Linked DNA regions of Homo sapiens: all the other regions are linked to region 1. A link is a contact called in ENCODE Hi-C data. All regions are on one chromosome and are shown on one strand. Each heading gives the region's core, a stretch centred on a gene start or an enhancer-like site at or near the end of the contact. The rest is flanking DNA. Distances are from core to core; before and after follow the strand shown. Region 1 holds the start of PDGFDDN (PDGFD downstream neighbor). Region 2 holds the start of TMEM123 (transmembrane protein 123). Region 3 overlaps LOC124902740 (a long non-coding RNA gene). Region 4 has its middle 30 kb from the start of MMP7.

What was found. Hi-C counts contacts between places; a loop is a spot of excess contacts on that map. Pooled maps may share reads with other maps.
Region 2: a loop to region 1 is called in a map with no recorded cell type, with 16 times the contacts of the local background. The contact joins the promoter of TMEM123 here to the promoter of PDGFDDN in region 1. A Hi-C loop is called at or near these places in 2 of 37 single-sample maps with no recorded cell type and 2 of 50 pooled maps.
Region 3: a loop to region 1 is called in a map with no recorded cell type, with 9 times the contacts of the local background. The contact joins the enhancer-like site here to the promoter of PDGFDDN in region 1. A Hi-C loop is called at or near these places in 3 of 37 single-sample maps with no recorded cell type and 3 of 50 pooled maps.
Region 4: a loop to region 1 is called in a pooled map, with 7 times the contacts of the local background. The contact joins the enhancer-like site here to the promoter of PDGFDDN in region 1. A Hi-C loop is called at or near these places in 6 of 37 single-sample maps with no recorded cell type and 4 of 50 pooled maps.

The regions. Positions count from the first base shown.
Region 1 is chr11:103,903,222-103,909,461 of GRCh38, forward strand. PDGFDDN (PDGFD downstream neighbor) reads right to left here and starts at 3,649. Exons shown (of 4, transcript XR_947960.3): 1 at 1,459-3,649. PDGFD (platelet derived growth factor D) reads right to left here. Exons shown (of 7, transcript NM_025208.5): 7 at 3,968-6,240. RefSeq lists enhancers at 830-919, 1,340-1,509.
Region 2 is chr11:102,449,983-102,456,222 of GRCh38, forward strand. It overlaps TMEM123 (transmembrane protein 123), which reads right to left and starts at 2,783. Exons shown (of 5, transcript NM_052932.3): 1 at 2,542-2,783. The coding sequence starts at 2,641. It overlaps TMEM123-DT (TMEM123 divergent transcript), which reads left to right and starts at 2,937. Exons shown (of 2, transcript NR_135053.1): 1 at 2,937-3,067. RefSeq lists enhancers at 1,787-1,836, 2,017-2,306, 3,037-3,146 and a silencer at 2,627-2,916.
Region 3 is chr11:102,470,896-102,477,135 of GRCh38, forward strand. The region is part of intron 1 of LOC124902740 (a long non-coding RNA gene); the gene reads left to right. All of the region lies in intron 1 of LOC102723838 (a long non-coding RNA gene), which reads left to right. Among named protein-coding and RNA genes, the nearest start is that of TMEM123-DT, 21 kb to the left of the region's middle. RefSeq lists a silencer at 6,006-6,055. Within about 2 kb of position 3,601, at least 3 of the 41 ENCODE cell types and tissues checked have a DNase peak (open chromatin) inside an H3K27ac peak, as active enhancers do.
Region 4 is chr11:102,557,781-102,564,020 of GRCh38, forward strand. No RefSeq gene overlaps it. Among named protein-coding and RNA genes, the nearest start is that of MMP7, 30 kb to the left of the region's middle. Within about 2 kb of position 3,076, at least 13 of the 41 ENCODE cell types and tissues checked have a DNase peak (open chromatin) inside an H3K27ac peak, as active enhancers do.

The DNA of each region.
Region 1 (6,240 bases), core at 2,399-4,898:
ATATTGCTGACTTCTAAATTTACATCTGTCTCAGACCCTTCTTCTTAGCTCCAGACCCACAGACCTAACTGCCTACTTAATATCTCCAATTGGATATATCAAATGTCACTTGGAATTAATACCTCACACTGAATTCTTAATCTATCCTAAATCTCCTTCTCTTTGCATGTCCCCCATCTCAATAAATGGCACCTCTATCTGCACAGTTTGTTATGCCAGAAGCCTTGGAAAAATCCTTGCTATCTTCTATCTTCTTTTGCCTCAGTCTAATATATCCCCAACTCTGATAAATTAAAGATTCAAACTATTTCTTTAATATAGCTAGATTTTTTTTCATTTTTATTGCTACCATTTAATGTCACACTCTCCTTTCACTTTGCTTCTAACATTTATTCAACTTTCTGTTCCTGCTCTAATGTCATCTTCTCACAGAACCCTTCCTTGTCCTCTGATCTGGATTCCACCTTTTACTGTCATCACACATTATGCTTTTGCTTTTCACAAATGTATTGGGTTACATATGTAATTATTTGTTTAGTGTCTAGTCTTCTCTAGCCTCATGTAATGTCTTCTCTAGCTTGATAAAGGCAGGAAATACGTTTGTTTTATTTTCCTGTGAATCTGCTGTATTTAGCACAGGGCTGGACCTTTAGCCCTCAGTCAGTACTTAATACCTTTTCAGAACACATTTTTATGAGCTTTAGAAACTAGTCTTCTTCCCTCTTAATGGTTATGGAGGTCTTTCAGGTTCTGTGTATCTTCTTATGGTTTCAGCTTTGACCCTGAGAATGACTCCCTTTCAATGTTACAAGACCTGGCTCCTCTTCTTGGAGACATGCTTGCAAAATTCACCCCTCCTTCCTGCCTCCCTGGTTTTCCCACAAGAATTCTCTTGAACTCACATGACTTCTTCCTACAGGAGATCTCCAAGCCTGCACCTCCAGCCCATCCAACCACAAAGAACTTTGAAACCTCTTAACCTGTCTTGTCATCTTAGTTCATGCAAATAGCAACCCCTAGAGATTTGTAGTGCACAGCCTGAACAACCACAGGGGCAAACTTCCCTTCCTGTCTCTGAAGTCTCGCTTTATCCTTATTGTCTCACCCCTAGAACTTCAAGGAGCCTCATAACTCATAGCCCAATCCCTACTCTTTCTGTAGACCCATTTTCGAAAATGCAGAATTGCAGAATTGTTCTGCCGGAAGACACCTCCAGAACATCTTACATATCTGAGTGTGTAAATGAGGAAACATAGGTTTAGAAAGTGGCAGGCTAGTCACTACAACCAAGACCTTCTAACTTTCTGTCTGGTGCTCTATGACACATACAGCCCCCACTGTGCTCAGAGGTCCTCATGGAGCTTCCTTTACTAAATGTAAAAGACTAAATTCATTTGCCTACAGTTTCCTTTTCTTTCCTTTCGATCACTTTATATTTTCTGAACTGCCCACACTTACCTTATGCATTTTTGCTGGGAGACCTTTGTTCTTCCTGTTGATCTTACCTAGAATATCTTTCTCTAGTTTTATCCTCTGTTGTGAATCTTGTGTTTCAAGCCTCAAAGCATGTCTGATACATAGCGGGCTTTAATGTATTTGCTGTTGAATGAATGAATGAAACATGTAATTTAGTCAATTTTCCCCATATTGACTGTGGCTAAATTTCTATTGACAGAAGTCAACAAATATCTACCACCATATCCTGAAGTTTGCACCAAAGTGGACAGTACTGAAAAATATGCACCTGATGTGTTTGACTCTCAAAAAGCAGTGATTTCTTAAAGCAGTTGGGAATTTTACCCTATTAATTGCTCACTTGGGTAACCATGCAGTTGATCTCCTCGACTGATCTATCTCCTGTCTTTCCCAAAGCAGATATTGATCCTGATTTTCTCTGATTTGAAGACTGACAAGTAGAGGCAGGTGAGAAAGGAAGCCTGTGGGAGACACAGGGAGAAAGGAAAGTCTAGAAAGACACTAGAAGGCCTGAAGAGGAGAAATTTATACTATGACCTCAACCAGAAACAGGTTAGAGACCTTAGTTCTTAAAAGGGAACTTGTATTGTAGGTATTATTTAAAATGTAAATTGAATCCAAGAATGATTTTAACATTTGGTTTCTGGTCACTAAACCTGGCAATAAGTATAAACAGTTTAAAATAATCACAAAGTCAAATGATTTTGCTAGAAAATGAAGATTTCTTGGTCCACAGCTTGTTGCACTGAGTATATTAACCTATGTTAAGAAGTTAGCTCCACTCTCTTTTAATGTAGTCTGCTAAATAATTTTTAGACATCTCTATAGAAATGAAATTTATTCAAAAAAAGGACACAAATTAGTTTGCAAAATTCAGAAATATAACTGGAAAAGCAAGCATAAAGTCTTACATTAAGTGGTTAGTTGCTTATCCCTTGTTGATGCCTATTTTATTTGAGAGATATCCCAGTTGTGCTATGCTAAGTTTTGAAGGTCTGTGTAGTCTTTAACTTGATCTTTAAAAACAACAGAATTTGAGTGAATGTCAATAAAACCAGTGAATTATAAATATTCTGTCTTCTAGCATGTTTGACTAGGGCTGCCAATAAACAAAATTATATTTCCTAGGACTTCAGGCATGAATACTAATCTATTGAATTTTAATTTAATATTCTATGAGGAACCTAGGAGAGTATCAACAATTTAGACATCTGTTGAGTTATTCTCAGAATAAAACTGGACATGTGAACATTTCAGGAAATGAAATAAAATTCTTAATGTCTTTGTATTAAAATGCAACATATATACATACATATATACACATATATTCACATATATATACATATATATATTACTATTATGACTTTTTACCTAAAAACCCCAGTTACTTGAATTAGCTATTAGGCACAGAATTATTCGACCCTGTCCCCATCCCTCTCCCATGCTCACACACTAGCTAGTATTTCTGATGGTAAAATTAATTCTTGCCACAGAATACAGGTCTTTACTCCCATTCCCCAAATGACCTAAAACCACTAAAATGGCAGAGTTTCATTCAACACTGCAGCTGCTATTTTGTCTCCAGCAGGATGATATAAAGATTAGGCTATAATCAAAAGCAAAAATTCTTGCATGTGCATTGCAGCTAGAAGAGCTCTCTTTATGCTATGTGCCTCTTCACAAATTACAAAGCAAATGATATAGGAGTGTAGCTCCTAAACTGGTCTGTCTGAACTGATAACACTGAATCACTAGTTGGCTGGGGTGTCCACCCAGATGGGAAAAGGAGGTGGATAAAAGGGAAATGAGGTTGTAATGTTGTTGACTTCAGGCCTCAAGGAAGAGACAGCTGTGGATTTTCTTAGGTGAGGAACAATGTCAGAGGAGAACATAATTCATTATAAGACTCATGGGGAAACAGTCAAATGAAGAAGCAACAAAGCAGCAACAAAACCAAACCCAAGTCTTGCCCCACTGTGCAGCTGCAGGACAAAGACAGAACAGAAGCCTGTAATTGGGGAACAAAGTGTTGTTCTTTCGGGCATTATAAAATGAAGCCTTCAGAAATCACTCAATCTTGTCATTCCAAACAGTTTGATGCATTTGTGAAAAAAAGTTTTCCTTTTTTTTTTTTTTGAAAGGAGTCTTGTTCTGCAGCCCAGGCTGGAGTGCAGTGGCGTGATCTCGGCTTACTGCAACCTCTGCCTCCCGGTTCAAGTGATTCTCCTGCCTCAATCTCCTGAGTAGCTGGGACTAAAGGCGCCCACCACCACACCTGGCTCATTTTTGTATTTTTAGTAGAGACAGGGTTTCGCCATGTTGACCAGGATGGTCTCGATCTCCGTGTGATCCACCCCCTCGGCCTCCCCAAGTGCTAGGATTACAGGCTTGAGCCCCCGCGTCCAGCTGGAAGTTTTCTTTTCTTTTTTTTTTTCTTTTTTAGCAGTGTACACCTTTTAAAACTGCAATTGAGTACTAAATAATGGAGTAGTTTTGTTCAAAAGCAATATTTATTTTTCATGAAGATAAGAGGCATATTACATTCGCTATAGAAAATGCTATGAGAGGAAAAAGCTGCATGTTACCGATATGACAAAAAACATAAAAAACTCTACTTATGAAAGTGTTTTGCCCTATAAGAACATATTCAATAAAAGGCATTATTCCAGGTGAATGAGCCATGCGGAAATGTGGATTTATTAGGGTTTGTTTTGAAATGTAATTTGTACGGCCAGCTTTTTATTCCTTTGATGGCTATCAAATAGATTTATTGGCTACATGTTAGAAGTGCAAAAGATAACAGGTAACCAAGGGAGAAGTTTTAATAAAACTCTCAGGAAAGGCAAAGAAAAGTGAGTGAATATGCCTGCTTACATTTCAGCTAATAAATAAAAAGTGCAGATAGGGCTTTAACTGAAAACCTTGCTGGTTATTGCAGCCTGGAAGGTTTATTGAAAACTGGGTAGAACACTCTCATTTTTTATATTTACAGCTACATTGTGAGCTGTTCAGGTTAGAGTGATGTAACGTTCATTTTGACTTTGGTACAGGAAACTGATGTTTTCACAGGAAACTTGCAAAGCAGTTATGAAGAGGAAGAGCGTTCTTAATTATTAGTGTCTGCCTGAGCTATTTCTGATTGTGTTCTGGGATTTTAGAGAATTGAACAATAGAGTATTTAATTTTACCACTCCCCTCTTGAGTAAAAACATCAGACACTTTTAGGAAAGTTTTAGAAGGTACATCTTCAATAAGCAGAGATCTTTCATCTCAAATAACTGGGAAGAATTGCACTGCTTAAGAATAGTTGAACTTGGACCTGAGAGCACCATACTTAGAAATCTAAGTATATTTAGGTCACTCATCTAACACTGGGACTTTACCAGCCCTGTCACCCAAACTGGTTGTAGTTAGTAGGACCACAAAGTCACTGAAGAAATCTGCTTTCCTTTTAACTTTCAAGGCAATAAGAAAAATGTAGTTCTCTGTTAGCAGTCCCTGAGCTATCTGAATTTCGGTGTTTCTCTCTTAAGCCTCTTGCTTTGGAGGATGATGAATCATTTCCTACTCCTGGAGTTAGTCTCCTTTAAAACAGACACAAAGGAGGCAGAGAGAAAAAATTACTCTAAATACCATTAACCAATGTAAAACAGTTTTCTATTAAACAGTAGGACAGCAGGGCCAAACTTGTGTTACCACAATTGACAACTGGCTTCTTAAAGCAAGCTCCATAGATTAAGAACCATAGCCTCTAGGACTGATTTTACTTGGTTCAGAAACAGGAAATCAGAACAGTGAGCAAGTATACGATTAGAAATTTACATTAATAAAATGTGATTTTTTTGATACACAAAAGCTTTTAGGTTGTAAATAATCTATGATGGCCTGCCAAATATAAAATGCCATTATAAATCCATGTCTATATTTCAAAAAGACGGGAACACAAAAGCAAGATACATTAAATTAATTGGTGTAGTTTGGAGAGTTCGAATCCATTATTAGATATGGATCCTATCAAATATCCCACCTAATTTCCAGTTACGTCGATGTTTCAATGTTCACTTTTTAAGTTCTCAACTACCCACATCTTTCACTGAACACCATCTGGAAAGGTTCATACAGAATGCCCATGCCATTCTTGAAAGGATTTGCTTTTGTGGAGGGGTTTTGCAAAGAAAAACAATTCAAAATTCTGTTACAGCTTATACATTGTCTTTTGTAGGACTATAATAAAAAACCTTCTAAGTAAGTTTTTGAGATAGGTGTTAAATGAATAAGCATGCCTCAGCAAAATGCATAAAAAACACAATGATTTAATTTCTAAAGCACTTATATTATTATGGCATGGTTTTGGAGACAGGTTATTATAGTCCACATAGGTAAGTATGCAGTGCTTCTCATGGAAAAAATGCTTAGGTATTGGCCTTTTCTCTGGAAACCATATTTTTCCTTTTTTAATAATCAACTAAGATGTATATGTAAGAAAGCCTCATCTTTTGATTTTTAATATACAAGATGCTTTCTTTAAGAGAGCAAGATTCAAAATTGTTTTGTGTTTCAAAATTTAAAAATAAATTTATCTCCTAAATTTTCTAAAGACATGTTTCATATATTTGACCATCCCTTATTTTGGCAAAGGATTTTAAGAGTCTAACTCAAACATATGTAAGCTCTGGTGTACCTGGTTATATATACCAAAAAAAACATTTGATCTATATACACATAGACATGAATATATTTCTGTGTGTGTTTGTGCATATATAA
Region 2 (6,240 bases), core at 1,533-4,032, 1.5 Mb before region 1:
GCTCCTCCCCCAACCTTCCCAATTGTTGCATTACCAGCTGCTCAACCCCAAAACCAAGAGGTCATCCTTTGATTCTTCTCTCTTCCTCATCCCACCCTCCAATCCATCAGCAAGTGATTAGTCCCAACCCCCCATAGATCTAGAATCCACCCTTTTATCTCCATTGCCACTCACCATCATCTTTTGGCTGGGCTAACACAACAGCCTGTTTTTGTTTCCCTGCTATTGTCGCTCTTAACGCGATGATTTCTTAATTTCTTGGCGACTTATTTGAACACTTGAATACAGCCATTTTCAAGCCACCTCAATCCTTGCACTTTTCAGTTACAAGTCAAAAAAGTCCCTTCTTTCCACAGTTGTTCAAGGTGGGTTTCTGTCACTTGCCACTAAGAGTAATGACTAACAGCCGCCCCTCCCATCCTGTTAATGTTAATGTCATTCATTGGAATACTACAATAAATCCTGTTTGCTGATTTGCAAACTTGCTCATAGTCTCCCTCCTCCTTCAACTGATATTTATAAAGCTATGCAGCTGACTGTGAAGAATATTTTAAAAGCAGAATTTCAATAATGTTTTTATCTTCTCCCACAATATTCTAGGCAATGGTAATACTGTGGAATAAAAGTATTATCTACTTCAAGAGCCATCATCATCTAACGCGGCTTAGTGGTGAAATGGTTAATTGAAAATTTGGATTTTGATCTGAAACCAAACATGTATTAATTGTTTTACTTGCCATAAATTAGCTTACTTATCTATAAAATGGGGACGATACTGTGAGGATTCAATGGGATGATTTATGGACCTAAATTAGCATAGCGTGGGATGCACAGAATATGTACCCAGTAAAAATCAGCCATTAAGAGTTTTAGTATGATGGCTAAAAATCACTATACTTCGTAATGACATTGTATACAGATTACACTATACATGAAGACTACGATTAACAGTTACTAGCTTTTTTGAGAAATCTTCTATTGTATACCTTTTAGTCTAGTTGCAAGGTGACATTATATAGTCTGTAGAAACAGATTCCACCTCTGGTTGGTTATACTAGTTTATGAATTCAGGGCTCGCCTACTGTAGAGCATTTCAAGTTTTGCAAATGGGACTAACCTCTAGTAAGACATTAAGTAATAAACAGAACAAACAGTGCTAAAATAGGGCAAAAAAAATCTGTGTTATCAGGGCAAAAGAAAGAAAAGCATGGTCACTCACAGTTTCTCTAATCGGTAATTCATTGAAACAGTAAGGCTTATCTTCACAAACACAGCAACAAATTTTTAAAAATGGAGACCTCACCTCATGAGATAATTGGTATAAAATTAGGACCAAGATACACGATGGACATGATTTTACCACTTTTTTTCTTAAATGATCTCAAAATTAGGTCTGCGAAGCCAGTTTGTCACACGCACAATTAAGCAAACAAAAAAACTTCAGCAAAACAAAGAAAAATTGTTAATTCACCCAGGTTATTCCAGAAAAAGCAAGTGTTGTGCCTGAACCTTCCAGATTTACAAACTGCCTTTTTCTTTTGCTGGATAAAACGAACCTAAGGCTAACATATACAGTGGATGGATAGAACTTAAAACCATGAAAACCTTGGGTTACTTAACTTATCCTAGTTTACTGACCATTACCTAGGGACCTGACTTCTCTAACAGTTGACAAAGGAAAACAGTATTTACACAACAAATCCCAACTTCCTGGTTTCATCCAAAAAGGGCTGTTTGAAGTCTCCAAAGGGCCAAGGGCCTAAAACGAAACAAATTCCGCCCTACACAGAAAAGCAAAGTCAACATCATCCTGTTACGACCTTACTAGCGACGACAAGGGCCACCGGCGACCGTGCAGCTGTGCCCTTAACGCTGCGCAGCTGCCGCGCGCCTCGGCCGGGTGTTTATGGCACACGAGGGGTGGAGAGCGCCCCGCCATGGGGGCGGCCGCCTCAACTACCGCGAGGGCGGGGCGCGCTCCCCAAAAGCTCCCAACTAGCTCCAAGAGCCCCGAAGTCTAACTTCGAGCGTCAGGGGGACCTAAAGATTGTAATTCATCTGGATAATACTGCATAATATTAGACGCTGAAATGCCTGGGGGACGCTTGAAAAGCTCCCCGACTAACTGGGAGACGTTTCCGCGGGCCTAGGTAGACATATTTTTCAACTCAGCTAATCTTGTTTACAAACGGAAGCCTTAGAAACTCTAACCTCGGCAAACATTAACTTCAGGGAAAGGCTGTAAAAACCAACTTGCGGTAACTCAACAGGTTATGCGCACCCGTCCCGGCCTGCGACCGCCGCATCCAAAAAGCGAGAGGGGAAGCACCAGGCAATTTCCTCAGCAGGCGGCCCCGGGGCCAGCGGGTGACTGGTCCAAACCTCAGTTTCCCCCACCCCGCCCGGTCACCTCTGGGTCCGCCCCGAGCGTTCGGCCAGACACACGCGGAACTTTCTGTACCAGAGCCCAACTTGGGAACCCAAGCCTCGGCAGCGCGCTGCCTCCCACGAACGGGGCTGACGACCCCCGCAGCCACTTACCCGCCATGGCTGCGCTTTCATGGGCGGCCCCCAGCAGCGCTAGCACCTGCAGCGTCCCCAGGAGCAGCGCGGCCCAAGCACCTCGCGCGCCGAGTCCCATTGTTCCGAGGGCAGGATGCGGCAGCCTCGTGGGCTCCCAGCCGAGGTGGCGGCGGCGAGAGCGGCTCCTCTGCGCAGCCGGCGCCGGCTCCGCTTCCCCTTCGGCCGCGCACGTTTCCCCTCCCGCCGCTTGCCCCCCGAATGACCAAATAGGGCGCAGGAGCGGGGCCTGGAGGGGGCGTCGCGTGCGCAGCCGGGGCGGCGGGGCCGGGCTGGGTGGCGCGGGGGCGGGCTCGGGGTTCTGGGCGTGGCGACTCGGCTCGCGGCCTCCCTCGCAGGCGCGCGCTTGGGAACCCCAGAAACCGCGAGCCGTTTCCTTTCTCTTCGGAAATGGCAGTTTTGTTGTCCTGGATGAAGGCGAGCGCCGCTGCCTCCCTGAATGCTGAGCACGCTGGCTTCGCGGTGCCCGGAAGGAAGCCTTTGAAGAGTAGTTTTGCGGGCAGGGAGGGGACAGGGGTGCGTGCGACTCAGAGTGAGAGGGAGGAGTTGCAGGGCAAAGGCGGGAGGAGGGGGAGATTCTGGAGAGGAACTTGAGGGGATGGGATTCACTCTAAGGAGTCCTGGGCGGTCGGAGCTTTCCCCTCGCGTGACCCAGCCTAAGGGGGAAGTGGAGAAAAACAGCTCGACAGATTTGTTGCTTAAATTCAAACGTAAAACACCTACGATCTTCTTATCCCAGTTGTACTTCATCTTCTCCACGGGTTCCCTGTATCTCTGATTAAGACACGAGATTAGTGGAGTGGGCGGGTGGGGGCGCGCGCAGGAGTTGGTAGCAACTCTCAGTGAAATACAGTAGAGCCATGGAAAGCGGGGGCTGCATTAATCCAACCAGCCTTTTCTCTCCTTGTGCCCTGCTGTCCCAGTTCAGATGAAATGGCCAGTTTTGAACAGTTTTTGGCTGAGTTCCTTTTAAACCCTTGGAGCCAATGCTAATCACTTGTCTTGACTTGAAGTGCTTGTAAAGTCTGCATTTTCATCGTGCTCAGAACTCTGAAGTGACATAGCTACCTGTGGCTAATGCATGAGAATAACAAAGGCTGAGTCCTGGCTTGGGTGGGAACCCTCAGCTGAAGTAGAAGACTGAAGGATCCAAGGAACCTAAAATCACAGTGAATCCCCACCTGCAAAGGTCTTAATGTTGCAGATCTTTGGCACCTGAGCCAGATTTCATCACATAAAGGCCACATTGCAGTTAACTTTTGAAAACTGTGTTATGAGAGGTAGAACTTTCTCATGTCAGGCAAATCCATCATTACAGAGGTCTGACTGGTCCTAGAGATTAACTGAGACAATCTGTCCTAAATTTACAGAGACTTCCATCTGTGGATTCAGTCAGCCAACCTGCAAATGTTTCCCCTGCAGCTTATCATGGACAAAAAGCAAGCATTGCACATTTCGATTTTGGTTATTCTATTTAACTGGGGAATCTGGTTTAGGAATAAACCGTTCTGGTGACTACCCCATTATCCAAGCATTTCCCAATCTAGGCCCAACCTGTCTTTCCAGCCTTGGTTCTGTTGCCCATGGAGAAGGGTGCTTTCTGGTTCCTGGCATTTGCATACGTTGTTCTTTCCTTCTGGAATTCTCTTCACCAACCCACAGCTAATACTTCCTTTAAGGCTCAGTGTACTTATAGCCTGGGAATCTGGGGTGGAATAAGAGGTCTGGATGTTTATATCCCCACCACATTCATGTGTTGAAACCTAATCCTCAAGGTGATGATAATAAGATGTGGGACTTGGGTGGGCATAGTGGCTCATGCCTGTAATCCCAGCACTTTGGGAGGCTGAGAAGGGTAGATCGTTTGAGGTCAGGAGTTGAAGACCAGCCTGACCAACATGGTGAAACCCCGCCTCTACTAAAAATACAATTATCTGGGCGTGGTGGGACGTGCCTATAATCCCAGCTACTCGGGAGGCTCCCGAGTAGCTGGGAGGCTGAGGCACAGGAATCGCTTGAACCTGGGAGGTGGAGGTTACAGTGAGCCGAGATCACGCCACTGCACTCCAGCCTGGGAGACAGAGTGAGACTTGTCTCAAGAGAAAAAAAAAAAGATGTGAGGCTTTCCGGAGGTGATTTGGTTGCTAATGAATGGGATTAGTGCCCTTGTAAAGGAGGCCTGAGGGAACTTGTTTCACCCTTCTGTACTGTGAGGGCACAGCAGGAAGACGCCATCTGTGAGGCAGAGGGCCCTCACCAGACACCAAATCTGTTGAGGCCTTGCTCTGTCAACTTCCCAGCCTCCAGAACTGGGACAAATAGATTTCTATTGTTTATAAATTTGTTGATAAAGTATCCCATTTAAGGTATTTGTGTTATAGCAGCAGAAACGGACTAAGACAGTGTGGAGAACAAGATATTTATTTACTTGGACAGTTTTTCCCGGGTACTGACCTGTTGGAGACACCTTCAGATCTCTGCTATCTGATTGCCACACCACAGTGAGTGGGTGTGCCCATCTTTGATACTAACAGCTCAGTACTGTGGATTGCCCATGTTTTTTCTAGTCTGAGGAGAGGGGAAAGAGCAAGGAACTGTGTGGCCTTCCTGCTCTCTTGGAAACTCTATTGGGAGGACTAGCCTCCCAGAGAAGTTGTAGCCCCAGTTATGCCTCAGGTTCAGCCCCCATCACTGTACCAACATTTTACTTTGGTGATGTGAAAAGTTAAAAGAACAGCCCTTGGCCATTTAGGTCTCTCCTCCTTTCCAGCCTCATGTCTGGATCCCTCTCTGTAACCTCACTAGAGCACTCAAAGTTTTCCAAATATGCTGGGGCCTTCCACGCCCCTGTGTTCTTGCTCCTGTTCTTCCCTTTGCCCAAGATGCCCTCTAACCTTTTCTCTTAGGCAGTTTCTACTCCTCTCTCAAGATTCCCTTCATATCCCATCTCCCCACCCATCTGGGCAGATTTTAGTGCTTGGATCCCTCTGCTCATACATTGATCAACTGGGTCTCTAACCTTGTTCTCTATAAAATATTCTCCACATAGCAGCCAGTGTGATTCTTTTAAAACATGTCAGATTATGCCATTCCCTTGCCACTTAACAAAGTCTGAAACCATGGCCTGCAAGGCCTACGTGACATGGTCCATGGCTGCCCTTACCACCTCATTTTCTACCCTCTCCTTCACTTCTCAGCTCCAGCCTCCTTGCAGCACTTTAGAAATGTCAAGTCAGTTTCCATCCCGGAGCCTCTGTACTTGCTGCTTCCTCACATCCTTCAACACTGCTCATCTGAGAAAAGCCCTTCTTGAATACCCTAGTTTACAGCTCTGTTTCTTTTTGTGGCATCCAGTGCTATCCATCATTATGTTCATTTATGTGTTTATTTTTTGTCTGTCCTACAAAAATACAAGTTCCATGAGAATAAAAAAGTGAATGCATATTTTGGCCAAGTGCCTATCGCATATTGCTACTGGATTCATGTCATACGAATCACTTCCTTTTTTTTTTTTTTTTTGAGACAGAGTCTTGCTCTGTCGCCCGGGATGGAGTGCAGGGGCACAATGTCACCTCACTGCAACCTCCGCCTCCCAAGTTCACGCGATTCTCGTGCCTCAGCCTCCTGAGTAGCTGGGACTACAGGCATGTGCCACCATGC
Region 3 (6,240 bases), core at 2,351-4,850, 1.4 Mb before region 1:
TTGTAATGTTAAAGATGCTTGAGAAGAATGTTACACATTAAAAGCAGAATTTTAAGAATCTTAATGTAATAGCAGTGTTGGAAAGAAAAGCATTAGAGAATAGGATAGTGTTAGGACACGGTTTACAACATTGCTTTTCAAACTATTTCTGATGAGGAGCCTCTTTCTCTCTCTTTCTCTCTCCTTCCTTCCTTCCTTCCCTCTTGCTTGCTTGCTTGCTTGCTTGCTTGCTTTCCTTCCCTCTCTCTCTTTCTTTCTTTCTTTCTTTCTTGTTGCCCAGGCTGGAATGTAATGGCGCAATCTTGGCTCACCGCAACCTATGCCTCCCAGGTTCCTGCCTCAGCCTCCCGAGTAGCTGAGATTACAGGCATGTGCTACCATGCCTGGCTATTTTTGTATTTTTGGTAGAGACGAGGTTTCTGCATTTTGGCCAGGCTGGTCTCAAACTCCTGACCTCAGGTGATCCACCTGCCTCAGCCTCCCAAAGTCCTCAGGTGTGAGCCACCACGCCCCGCCTCTTTCTTTCTTTTTTAATCTACTGCAGGTCATCTGTAATATACAATTAAAACTTACTAGCTAAATGAAATTTAAACTGGCATAGGGAAACACAAGCCTAGTGTTCTATTTTTGGATCCAACCAACAGACATAAAATTACTTTGTCAAATTGCTGTCAATTCTTCTGACAACTCCTAATTTCTGTACTTGCCTTGGACTGGGAACCAGCTGTTCATGGAAGGGCACTGCTCTAAAGTAGCACTGGCCAGGAGCTGCTGTAATAATCCTCTGTCAATGCCCTCCAGCCAAAGACCAACAGGAGCACACCTATTACTGATCAAGTTGGGTTTGTGAAATCACTTTGCAATAATTTTAAGTGAGAAAATGACAGTGAAAGAGATCTGATCTAACCAATCTTCAACTTGCCTTTAACCTTCAAACTGCCCTTAATCATTCCTGGGCTTAGGCCAAGATAACTTTGGGAGACATTTAGTTTACAGTTTAAATGATAATAGCCTTTGACCAAAACTAAACCACCTTGGTAAAGCTTATGAAAGGCCACTAGGTTAGGAGGCTGTGAGGAGCCTGAATTCGGCTAAGGGATAGACGCAAACATTACCAGCTGTTATTCCGGAGGTCACAGATTTGCAACTTTTCCAATTACTCCTGCAGATAACATCATCATTGTAGAATGTAAGAATGACCTTTTGAGATGTCTTTTCAGGTTTTTGCATTTCTGATGACCAATGGGTCTACCTGGACCCACCAACCCTCACCAACAGGGCCTGCCAAACTATACTTGAAAAGCCCTGGCCTTCAAATTTTCATGGCAATTGATTTGAGTAATAACTCTGTCTCCCATGTGTGGTGGCCAGCATCATGTCAAACTCTTTCTTTATTGCAATGTCATGGTCACAGTGAATTGGTTTTGTCTGTGCAGTGGGCGGGAAGAACCTGTTAGCAGCAGAATGTATCCTAGTGACACGGCACCAAAGCATGTTGGCTGCGGCAAATCCATATGGGTCTGCAGCAACCTCAATTCTTGCCTCCTCAGAAGAAAGAATTCCACGGAGGGGCATAAGGCAGAGTGAGAGACCAAGGAGGGTTTTAGAGCAGGAGTGAAAGTTTATTAAAAAGCTTAAGAGCAGGAAAGAAAGGAAATAAAGTACACTTGGAAGAGGGCCAAACAGGTGACTTGAGAGATTGTAACAGCCCAAGGAGTTCACCTTGCCCGCTGCCTAGACAGAGCTGATCCATCAAGACAGGGGAATTGCAATAGAGAAAGACTAATTCACACAGAGCTGCCTGTGCGGGGGACCAGAGTTTTGTTTTTTGTTTTTGTTTTTTTTTTGAGACAGAGTTTCACTCTTGTTGCCCAGGCTGGAGTGCACTGGCGTGATCTCGGCTCACCACAACGTCCGCCTCCCGGGTTCAAGCGATTCTCCTGCCTCAGCCTCCCGAGTAGCTGGGATTACAGGCACGCGCCACTACGCCCGTCTAATTTTGTATTTTTAGTAGAGATGGAGTTTCTCCATGTTAGTCAGGCTGGTCTCGAAATCCTGACCTCAGATGATCTTCCTGCCTCGACCTCTCAAAGTGCTGGGATTACAGGCATGAGCCACCGCACCCGGCCAAGACCAGAGTTTTATTATTACTCAAATCAGTCCCTCGGAGCACTGGGGGAGCAGAGTTTTTAAGGATAATTTGGTGGATGGGGGGAAGCCAGTGAGCCAGGAGTGCTGATTGGTCAGAGATGGAAAATAATAGGGAGTCGAAGCCATCTTCTTGTACTAAGTCCATTCCTGGGTGGGGACCACAAGATCAGATGAGCCAGTTTATTGATCTGGGTGGTGCCAGCTGATCCATCAAGTGCAGGGTCTGCAAAACATCTCAAGCACGGATCTTAGGAGCAGTTTAGGGAGGGTCAGAATGTTGTAGCCTCCAGCTGCATGACTCCTAAACCATAATTTATAATCTTGTGGCTAATATTAGTCCTACAAAGGCAGTCTAGTCCCCAGGCAAGAAGGAGGTCCGCTTTAGGAAAGGGCTGTTACTGTCTTTGTTTAAACTATAAACTATAAACTAAGTTTCTCTCATAGTTAGTTCAGTCCATGCCCAGGAATGAACAAGGACGGTTTGGAGGTTAGAAGCAAGATGGAGTCTGTTAAGTTAGATCTCTTTCACTGGCTCAGTCATAATTTTGCAAAGGCGGTTTCAAGATCAAGTGCAGGGTTTGACCTTTTGACTTGCTTTTATATGTTGGCATACTTCCAGGGCCTTGCATTACTTCTGCCCTGATTCTTACCTTGGGGCGTGCTCTCCACATGCGCAGTGCCCTGCCAGTGCTTGGGAGAGGCTGCATACACAGTGTGTTTACTGGAGTTGCACGCATGCTCACTTAAGTCGTTCTTCCCTTACCAGTAGAGTGTTCCTAGAGGAAGGTCCTATAGCAGTTAAGCTCCACCATTTTGCCTCTTAGTTCACATGCTTGGACCCATTTGCTCAGTTCCTAAGATCTTATTGGAAAGTTGCTGATCACCAGTTTCAGATTTTTTTCTACCTATTGGGGAACTGCCTTTCCCCTGGCACTGGCTGTGACCAATTATCATTTTAGAGAGATGGTTAACAACCACCTGACCATCACCTGATGGTTGCCTGATATTCCCGGTGGTGTTGGGGGTGGGGGGTCCTCTGCTGCCCTGCTCATGTCTGACTAGTTACCTACTGTAACAAGCCCATTAGGTGGTTACGTTTATAGCAAGGCAGATTGCACATCCTGGGACATCTTAGTAGAAGCGAGTGAGAAAGGCTTATTTTAGGATTTGGGCTTGTATTAGGTGATACTGAGAAGTGGAGCTTTGCCAGGATTGGTTGCTATCAAGGGAGTAGAGGCAATTTTATGACTGGGTATTTTAACAAATCTTATTGAAGGGGGCAGGAATAAACTGAGTCTAAAACTTTAATTGGCAGAGGCAAGATCCTCTCATATTAGCTAGGATGGGGGATATTTTGGTTATTTTTGTGGTTTGGACATGTTTGTTTTTCTGTTCAGACATCGTGATGGAGTGCTCTTGTTTTTGTCATGATCACAGAGTGCTCTGGTCTGACGTTAATGTTCAGTGAAACTGTTTATGTTCCACACCAAGGCCTAAATATGAGTGCCAGGCCAGCTTTCAGTTGTCAGGGGCTGCTTTTTCCTTTCTTATCTCTATGGGGTGATATAGTTCCTGTAAGGGTAAAAACTTTGGAAGGATAAAGGAACAAAATGTGGTGGATTGCTATAGAGGACTAGCATTGATCCTCAAACTTTGACATGCATCAGAATCTCCTGGCAGACCTATGAAAATATGGGGGCTGCCCCCTCCGCCAGAGTTTCTGATTCAGTAGGTCTAATGTGAGACTTGAAAATTTGCATTTCTAACCAGTCCTCAGGTGTTGTCTATGCTACCAGACCACACTTTGAAAACCACTGAAGTAGATGGAAGTATCAAAAGTGAGGATGATTACAGTGTAAGAAAACTGACCCAATAGGGTTATCTGCAATTCTCAAGATAAAAATCTAGAGTGGGCCAGCTGCAGTGGCTCATGCCTGTAATCCTAACACACTGGGAGGCCGAAGCGGGTGGATCATCTGAGGTCAGGAGTTCGAGACCAGCCTGGCCAACATGGTGAAACCCTATCCCTACTAAAACCACAAAAATTAGCCGGGCATGGTGGCGCATGCCTGTAATCCCAGCTACTCGGGAGGCTGAGGCAGGAGAATTGCTTGAACCCAGGAGGCGGAGGTTGCAGTGAGCCGAGATTGCACCACTGCACTCCAGCCTGGGCCACAAGAGTGAGACTCCATCTCAAAAAAAAAAAAAAAAATCTAGAGTGGTCTCTATGTGACTCTCTAATGCAATTCTAACACTGTATGATTGTGCATTTTCCTATTTTAAATTACCAGTCTTTCAGAGGGAAGAGTATATAAGAAGATTCTTCCCAAAATAATTTGTGCAAATTGTTGACAGCCGAAGTTTGTAATGCACATAAAAGTAAAACTTTTATGTGTTTATTGTTCATTTTCCAGGAAGTTCTCAATTACAAATAGGCAGATTTATTTTAGGGAAACAGATTAGTAAAACCAGTTTTTCACTAGATTATTTACAAATTGTCTCACTATACGTTATACATATTACATGCAAAGGAGGCCTTATGATCCTTTTTTAACTATTCTCTCATCAATATTAAGATAGAATTCTTTAAAAGGAATGTAACTGCTCACCCTTTTGAAGTGTTTAAATGTCTTCACTAAAAATTTGACATTTTCTACTTGATTTGGTTTACTTTTTCCTGAAAAAAGTGAACACAGTGAAAGGAAGTGATAAATAGGGATGCAAATGGGTTATCCTTTCTTGTTCTAAAAAATTAGTCTTAAGTTTATTTTTCTCTCTATAGGAGATAAAAGATGTATGACATGGACCACTTATGGTTTAAGCTGAATTGCCTCTGTCTTATAATTTTTACTGAGATTCAGTTTATGTTTGACCTAAAAAATTTAAGTATCATACAAAGAGTTTATATAAGAACTTAATATAATTTTCTATAGCTCTTTTAACAAGTTGTAAACTATTTTATTAACCCTTTCTTTAAAAGGCTACCAAGAAGCTGATAATTCATGAGAAACAGATAAAATGACTATAAATTATTCCTCTCAAATAGGACATTTGGCCCTCTTTCTAAAATAATTTCATCATCTCTTTAGAGAGAATAAATAGTCTTTGGCAGGGAGCTAGATCTTGCAGATCTAACAGGGGGTTTTCCGTGTTGCATCAGAATAAGAATTCAAATAGAATAAGATAATTAACTTGAAATTCCAGGCTTGGGTCCACTCCTGACTATCTACTGGACCAGGAGCCTGTCTTGTGCCTTGCTCTGATGAGTAATTAACTTCAGTTTCTTCATTTGTGAAGTAAAGGGCTTAGACTAGATCATCTTTAGGGATTCCCTGAGCTCTGAAATGTTTACACTGTTAGAATAGGCCTAAGGCTATCAGTTTCAATTATGTTGTACTCATCTGTTTCACAGCTCTTCTTGAATATTTTGTTCAATATCAGAAGGATGTTGAGAACAGGGCATGTAAGGAGATGGTGAAAGGTCTAGGAACATGTTAGTAAGAATTGGAGGAACGGAGCTTGGAAAAGTGGTTCAGGGTGGGAGAAGTATGAGATCTTTTTCTCTGAAAAATATGGAATCTCTCATGTGAAGAAGGCAAACATGTATTCCAAGAACAATGGGTGAAACTTGCAAGGAGACAATTTCAGTTCCTATATACCCCTTTATCTCCAACTTCCAGTCCCTGATCCTCCAGAAGATCTTTTGATCTCTGGGCCACTGGCTTAAACTCTCCTCCAAATCCAGTCCCACCTCCTCCACAAATTTTTATGTAAGTTCTAAAACTCCAGCTTCCCTAGAAAATCCTTTAAACATCAACTGCCTGCTTTATCTTTCCTTTCCTTGCAAAATTTTCAGAGAGCACTCCAGCCTGATCTCTAGGCTCAGAGTATACAGGTCACTTGTGTCAATGCTGACAGCCAGAAAATAAACCTGGCACAGGCCCTGGTACGTGCAGCTAGTCTTGCTTTGCTGTACCTTACAACTCCTCCTACTTCCTGGTGTTCTGTAATCAGACTCCTCAGCCACAGACCTTCCTATACAATGCCTCCTGTGAATATATCCTGGATCCCTACTGCAAAGAATTCATG
Region 4 (6,240 bases), core at 1,826-4,325, 1.3 Mb before region 1:
TCATAACTGTACACTTAAAATGGGTGAAATTTACCATATGTACCTCAATAAGCCCAACTTAGGAAAACAATAAAAATAATGATGCCCCAACCATCTTATTTAAATAATCTACATTTTAAAAGATGCTAAATTAGGATAAATTTTAAAATTTTTCAATGAATTTTACTGTTTAGAAATTTATCATTAAGGAAAACTATTCCAGACTTAGAAAACGTAGAGATAGTTGTGTCCTTTCAAACTCATATAAAAGCATTGTCTAATAAGCTGACCTGAGGGACATCTGATGCTTTAGAATGATGTTACTGATAACAGCAGGAGGCAGACATATTCCTAGGCAGACAGGGGTGGGTCTGCAGTGAAACCTGACCCTCAAGCCAAAAACAGCCTGAAGCCTGAAAACCTGGCTCCGGGTTCCAGATAGAGTCCACAACCTAAGCGAGAACTATTTCTGTGTGCCCGCTCTTTTCTGATTGGTTATTTCTGAAAACTTCCTTTTAATCAATCAAATGTTGCCTTTTCCAAGGGTACCTACAGCCCACATCTCCCCCATTCTGAGCCTATAAAAACCCCAGACTCAGCCACATGGAGGGACTACCCAACTTTGGGTAGGGGCTACTCACTTTGGGAACCCTCTCTGTGGAGAGCTCTTCTGCCATTTGATAAAACTCTTCTCTGCCTTGGTCACCCTCTGGTTGGCTGCATAACTCATTCTTCTCGAACGTAGGACAAGAACCTGGGACCTGCTGAATGATTGGTGCAAAAAAGACTGTAACATGTTCCTGGCTGGCTCACTGAGCTGTGGGCATTGACACGCTCCCATTCTCTGGTCCATGGGAGAGAAGAGCGGCAACCCTTCTGGAGCCCAGACCTCAGGACTCCCCAAGCTGGAGCTGTAACACCCCCTTTGGGTTCCACGGTTGCTGATGTCTCTGAGTTTTTCAGGCACCACCATGTTCCTCTCATCCAGATGCTGGTGCCCAAGGTGGAGGCCACTTGCAGTATTCCTGGTCCAGCTGCAGACTTGTACAGAGGTGGCCCCTGGAGTTGCCCCCTACTGCTGTAGCAGCTGGTGCTCCTGGCTTGCCCTTGATGGGTGTGAGATCCAGGTTGGCAGCATGAGCACAGCACAGCCTGCTGGGCCGAGTATGTGGGGCAAGTCTAGCAGTGAGCCCTGAGTGGAGTGAAGCTGGGGCAGGAGTGCTGCCGGCCGCAGAAATTTCCACCTGGAAAGCAGCACCTAAAAATCCTGTCATTTCTTTTGTTAAAATTACTATTTACTATTGATTAGGACTAGATTCTAGGAATTAACATCTATCATTACAGAGTTGAAAATAATTTTCATTTGGTAGAGATGAAATTGATTTCTGTGTGATTGTGTAGGGGAGGAAAAAATGCTCCCTTCTACCCTTCTATGTTCTGTGGCTGGTCTAAGAATTAAATGGACATAAAAAACATTAGTAGGAGAAAAATAACTTTAATTTATGGACATATGCGTGGGAATCCCACTAAAAATGAGACTCAAGGAAGTACCCAGATAACTGAGACATATGTCAGCATAAGCTATAGGAAAAAATAGGGCTTTGGAACTTCTGGGGAGTGGTGGAGGCAAATGATGGGAAGGTGAGAGGAGGAAATGTAGGGTGAATATAGTTTACCTTCTTATGTGGATAAGAGTCTCTCAGGCAATAAAAATTGTCTTAGAGTTGTTCTCTTCCTGGTATGGATACCTTTACTAATAGAAATTTTCTTTGTAAATGTAAATTTTCCTTACAGAAGGGGAAGTTTATACATTATTTTAAACAGGTGAGGGGGAAGTGAAGAGCTTTTTCTGCATTGGCTGTTTCTTAATTTACTTTAGCTTGAAATAAGCAATATGCCAAGTGGCATATTTTGAGGGTAGCATGTTTTGAACCCCTTCAGTAGAAAACATAATCCAGAGGTTATGATTTTATAGCTCTTTACGACATTAGCCGGTTTTGCTCTGTTGGGAGGAAAACTTTCCCCTAACCCTCTTAGGTTTGAATGGTCTAGGCCTTTGGATTAACTAAGAATAGATTAACAGAACAAAAGTTTTTGTGCCTACAGAAGTACTCAGTAATGAGTAACTTGTTTAGTAGCCAGAGATAAAGGTTTGTATTCCAATTTAGCAAAAATGGAGGGGAGGTTTAGGGCATCAATAGGAAAGTATGAAAGGCTCTATTTGGCTTTTTGATGCTAATAGGCAGCTAAATTCATACTTCCTGGTGCTGAGTGTCAGTATTTTCTGAAACAGGAAACTCCCTGGGTGAAGGGGTGTGGGTAGTGTCAAAGGCAGGTGTATTTTTGGGAGTACCTGCATAAGTGTAGATAATGTTTTATTTTTATTTTTTGGTGATTGTAGATTAAGATGTTCTCAGTTTAAAATAATTTTTATACCACTTTGGTGAGCTGTTAATCTACCCAGTATCTAATTTAGCAATCTTATTTTAGCATCTTTTCTTTTACTAATTCGATACACCAGTCTTGCATATACTTCTTTAAACAGCCTTTACCATCCTAATGGTTCCCTCATTAAGTTTAAATATTTGAAATGTGCTCACTATGTATTCTCATAAATATATTTTTGAACATTAAAAAGTTTATACTTTGGCAATTTTCTATACTTTTTCATTCCTAGTACACAGTAGTTCTCTTACATATGCATGTATTAGCCTTTTGTTAGTTTATAATATCATCATTATGGGAAAAGTATTCTGAGTTCTGAAGAGCCAATGAAGAAAGTTTTGAAACACACCCGATTTTAACTTGGGGACTGTCTGTACTATATTTTTTAATAGTCTGTGGTTTCGTGTTCTCTGGTACTTAAATTCCTAAGCTTTACTGCCTTGAAGTTCTTGGCACACCATAGGCAGATTAGCCACGTGGTCATGTTTTGGAGTTTGGGTTGTGTTAGAAGTTTGGGTTCTGTTAGAAGAATAATTAAATCTTAGGCAGAAATTGGCTGACTTCCTAATAGGCAAGGTTAAGTCTCATGATGCTAGGCTACTAGGCAGGGTTTCTTGGCATGACAGCTATTACATTGAAGTACTTGACAGTTTTCGTTGTAAAGAACATTCTTATTTATAAAGTAGCTCCCTCATATTTGTGGTTTCACTTTCTGCAGTTTCAGTTACGGTCAACCGCAGTAGGTTATTTTTATGAACATAAGATATTTTGAAAGAGAGAGACAGAGAGAAAGAGACCACATTCAAATAACTTTTATTACAGTAAATTGCTATAATTGTTCTATTTTAATATTAATTATTGTTAATCACTTACTGTGTCTAATTTATAAATTAAACTTTATCCTAGGTATGTATATATTGGAAAAAAATAGTATATATAGGATTTGGTACTATCCCCCCACTGCAAGCACCTACTGGGAGTCTTGAAATGCAACCCTTGTGAATAAAGGGGGACTGCTGCACCTCACTAAATTCTCACCTGGTAAATTTAACCTAGTGTTCTTTTATTCCCTCCTCAGTGGAATTTTGACACTTGGTTGTGATATTTTATGAAAAAGCCCTATTCAAATAATTTTTGGTGCAGTTATGAAATGGATCGCCAATTTTATTTTTTCCTCCTTCCTTCTTTTCCTTCTCTGTGGTATTTTAAAATATTTCACAAAACTAGTGTATAGAATATTAACACACTTTACAGATGATAACTTTTAGTCACAGCATCCTCAGTTTGGAAACCTGCTGAATAATATTGTTCATATGATGACAAGTTTGAAATGAAGGCACATTATTTTGAATGGCTGTGTCCTATGGCCCAGGGTTACCGAAAATGTGGTCCATGGGCCAAGGCCTGCCTGCAAACTGTTTACTACCTGTCTGTAATGAGATTTCTACAGAACTTGAAAGCATTTGTAAACTTTTGTAAGCAATTTCTCAGAGTAATTTTATGTCTGTTGAATAAACTTACAATGTTTTCCTAAGAGAAGGATGTGGTTTGTCACTTGCTGTTTCTTCTCCTCCTTCTTACTTTCTTCCACTCCTCTTTCTCTTTCTCCTGTTACTGTTACTGCCCCTGCTGCTCATCTTCTCTTTCCTGACTTTATTCTTTGTCTTCTTATTCTTCTTTTTGCCTTCCTTTCCCCCTCTTCCTGCTCCTTGTGATTCTTCTCCCTTGTCCTCCTCCTCCTCCTCTAGATATGAAAGTCCACTATATTCACACAAGGTATGTAAGTAATTGTTCCTTTCAGTTACCTTGAGGAGAACTAATTAATTTAAAATATTATTTTAAACACCACCTTTATCTTATAGCTCCAGTGAAAAACTGCATTTTGTAACCTACATTTTTTTTATGGAATAAATTCCAGTTTTTCAGCTTGATTTTCAGGATCTTTCCAATGTAAGCCCAATATAAGAGTCCTAACTCTTCATAATTCCCTTAAAAATTATGATGATTTCCCCTTTATTGTGTATTTATACCATTTATCTTCTAAGAATGGATTCTCCGCTGATTTATAATTTGATTCACCCATCTAATGAGTATTTAGCATCAATTAAATGCTGGGCAATAAGTTCCTGCCACTCAGGAGTTTAACATCCAGAACGTAGTCAAATACTTACCTCTTCTTTGGGGGCATCTCCATGAGGTGTAATTAGAAAAAGCAGAGCCAGGCGCAGTGGCTCACGCCTGTAATCCCAGCACTTTGGGAGGCCGAGGTGGGCAGATCATTTGAAGTCAGGAGTTCGAGACAAGCCTGACCAACATGGTGAAGCCCCGTCTCTATTAAAAATACAAAAAAGTTAGCTGGGCATGGTGGCACATACCTGTAGTCCCAGCTACTCAGGAGGCTGAGCAGGAGAATTGCTTGCCTGGGAGACAGAGGTTGCAGTGAGCTGAGATCACGCCACTGCACTCCAGCCTGGGAGACAGAGTGAGCCTCCGTCTCAAAAAAAAAGCACTAAGAGTTGTCAGAAGAGTTGAGAGTCACAGGGATTGGGGACTGGGATATAAATCTTAGCTGGTCACGACCCCTAACTCCTTGGGTCTCCTTTGTGTACTCATCTGTAAAGTGGGTATGATGCTGATCTTTCCTTCATAAAGGATTTTTTAAAAAAGATTATATTAAATAATAAGATGAAAGAAGCTGGCACAATGTAGAATTTATTCAATGCTATTTTCTTCTTGTCGCCTATGAAAAAATTTTACTTTCTATTTACTTTAATTCTGACACCAAAGGCTATCCTTTTCCTGTTCTACACCATGCACATTCTAAACTAGTTCCATTTCCTGGTACTATCTTCCTGTTCCAACTCCCCTTTTTATTTATGCAATGCCCACTCTTCCTTTTCCATCTGCCCAAATTGTGTACTTCCTTCAGGATGAAATTCAAAACCTCACTCCTCCAAAATCACTCATGGGCCCCTTGACTTTTCTGGAATTCTCTTATAGAACTACTTCAGCTCTTGGCTATGTTATCTCTGGTGTTGACCATTTTATTAATTTCATCTTGCCTTCCCAATGAAAATGAATGTTCTTTGATGGTAAGGAATTTGTCTTTTTTCCCTTTCTTTCTTTGCATTCTTTTTTTTTTTTTTAAATAACAACCTCCTGTCCAATTATATGGTATTTGTATTTTTCTGTTCCCTAGAGTGTAGAGCATATGAAAGATAGTTAAAAATACAGCAGAAACTTGACACTGGTGAGGGATATGGGTAAGCCATGCTATAATGTGGATGCCCACGGGCCAGAGGGATTTACTGCTCATGTACTTCTCCCATCTATACCATCCTCATGATGCAAGTGCACCAAATTTGCCCTTTAGCAAAATGGCAAACTCATGTCCTTGGACATCTTGTGCTTGCAAAAAGCTGAAACCTCAACTGTCAAAACCTCAAATGCCAAGAGTTTCTTATGTTTTTGATAAAACTGTGGTTGTACCCAAAAGTACTTGATGAAAATTTTTTATTTAGCCCATTATTTTGGCATTGTACTGCCTCAGTACTCATCTCCGATTACCTATCAGGTGTGGGTTTGAAGGGTGGTTCCAGGGTGAATACAGACAGAGGAATATCTTCTAGTTCTTGCCTGGAGGCTCTGGACCCACCCGCACTTTCCCAGACCTGAAGGAACAGCAACTACCAGATGCCAAGCACTGCCTTTAGGTGCTCAGATGAACTTCTGAGCCATATCACCTGTCCTCAAAAGCCCTGACCCAAGCAGTGTCCCTTCTCTCAGATGTCCCCTCTCTCAGTAGGTTCACCCAGT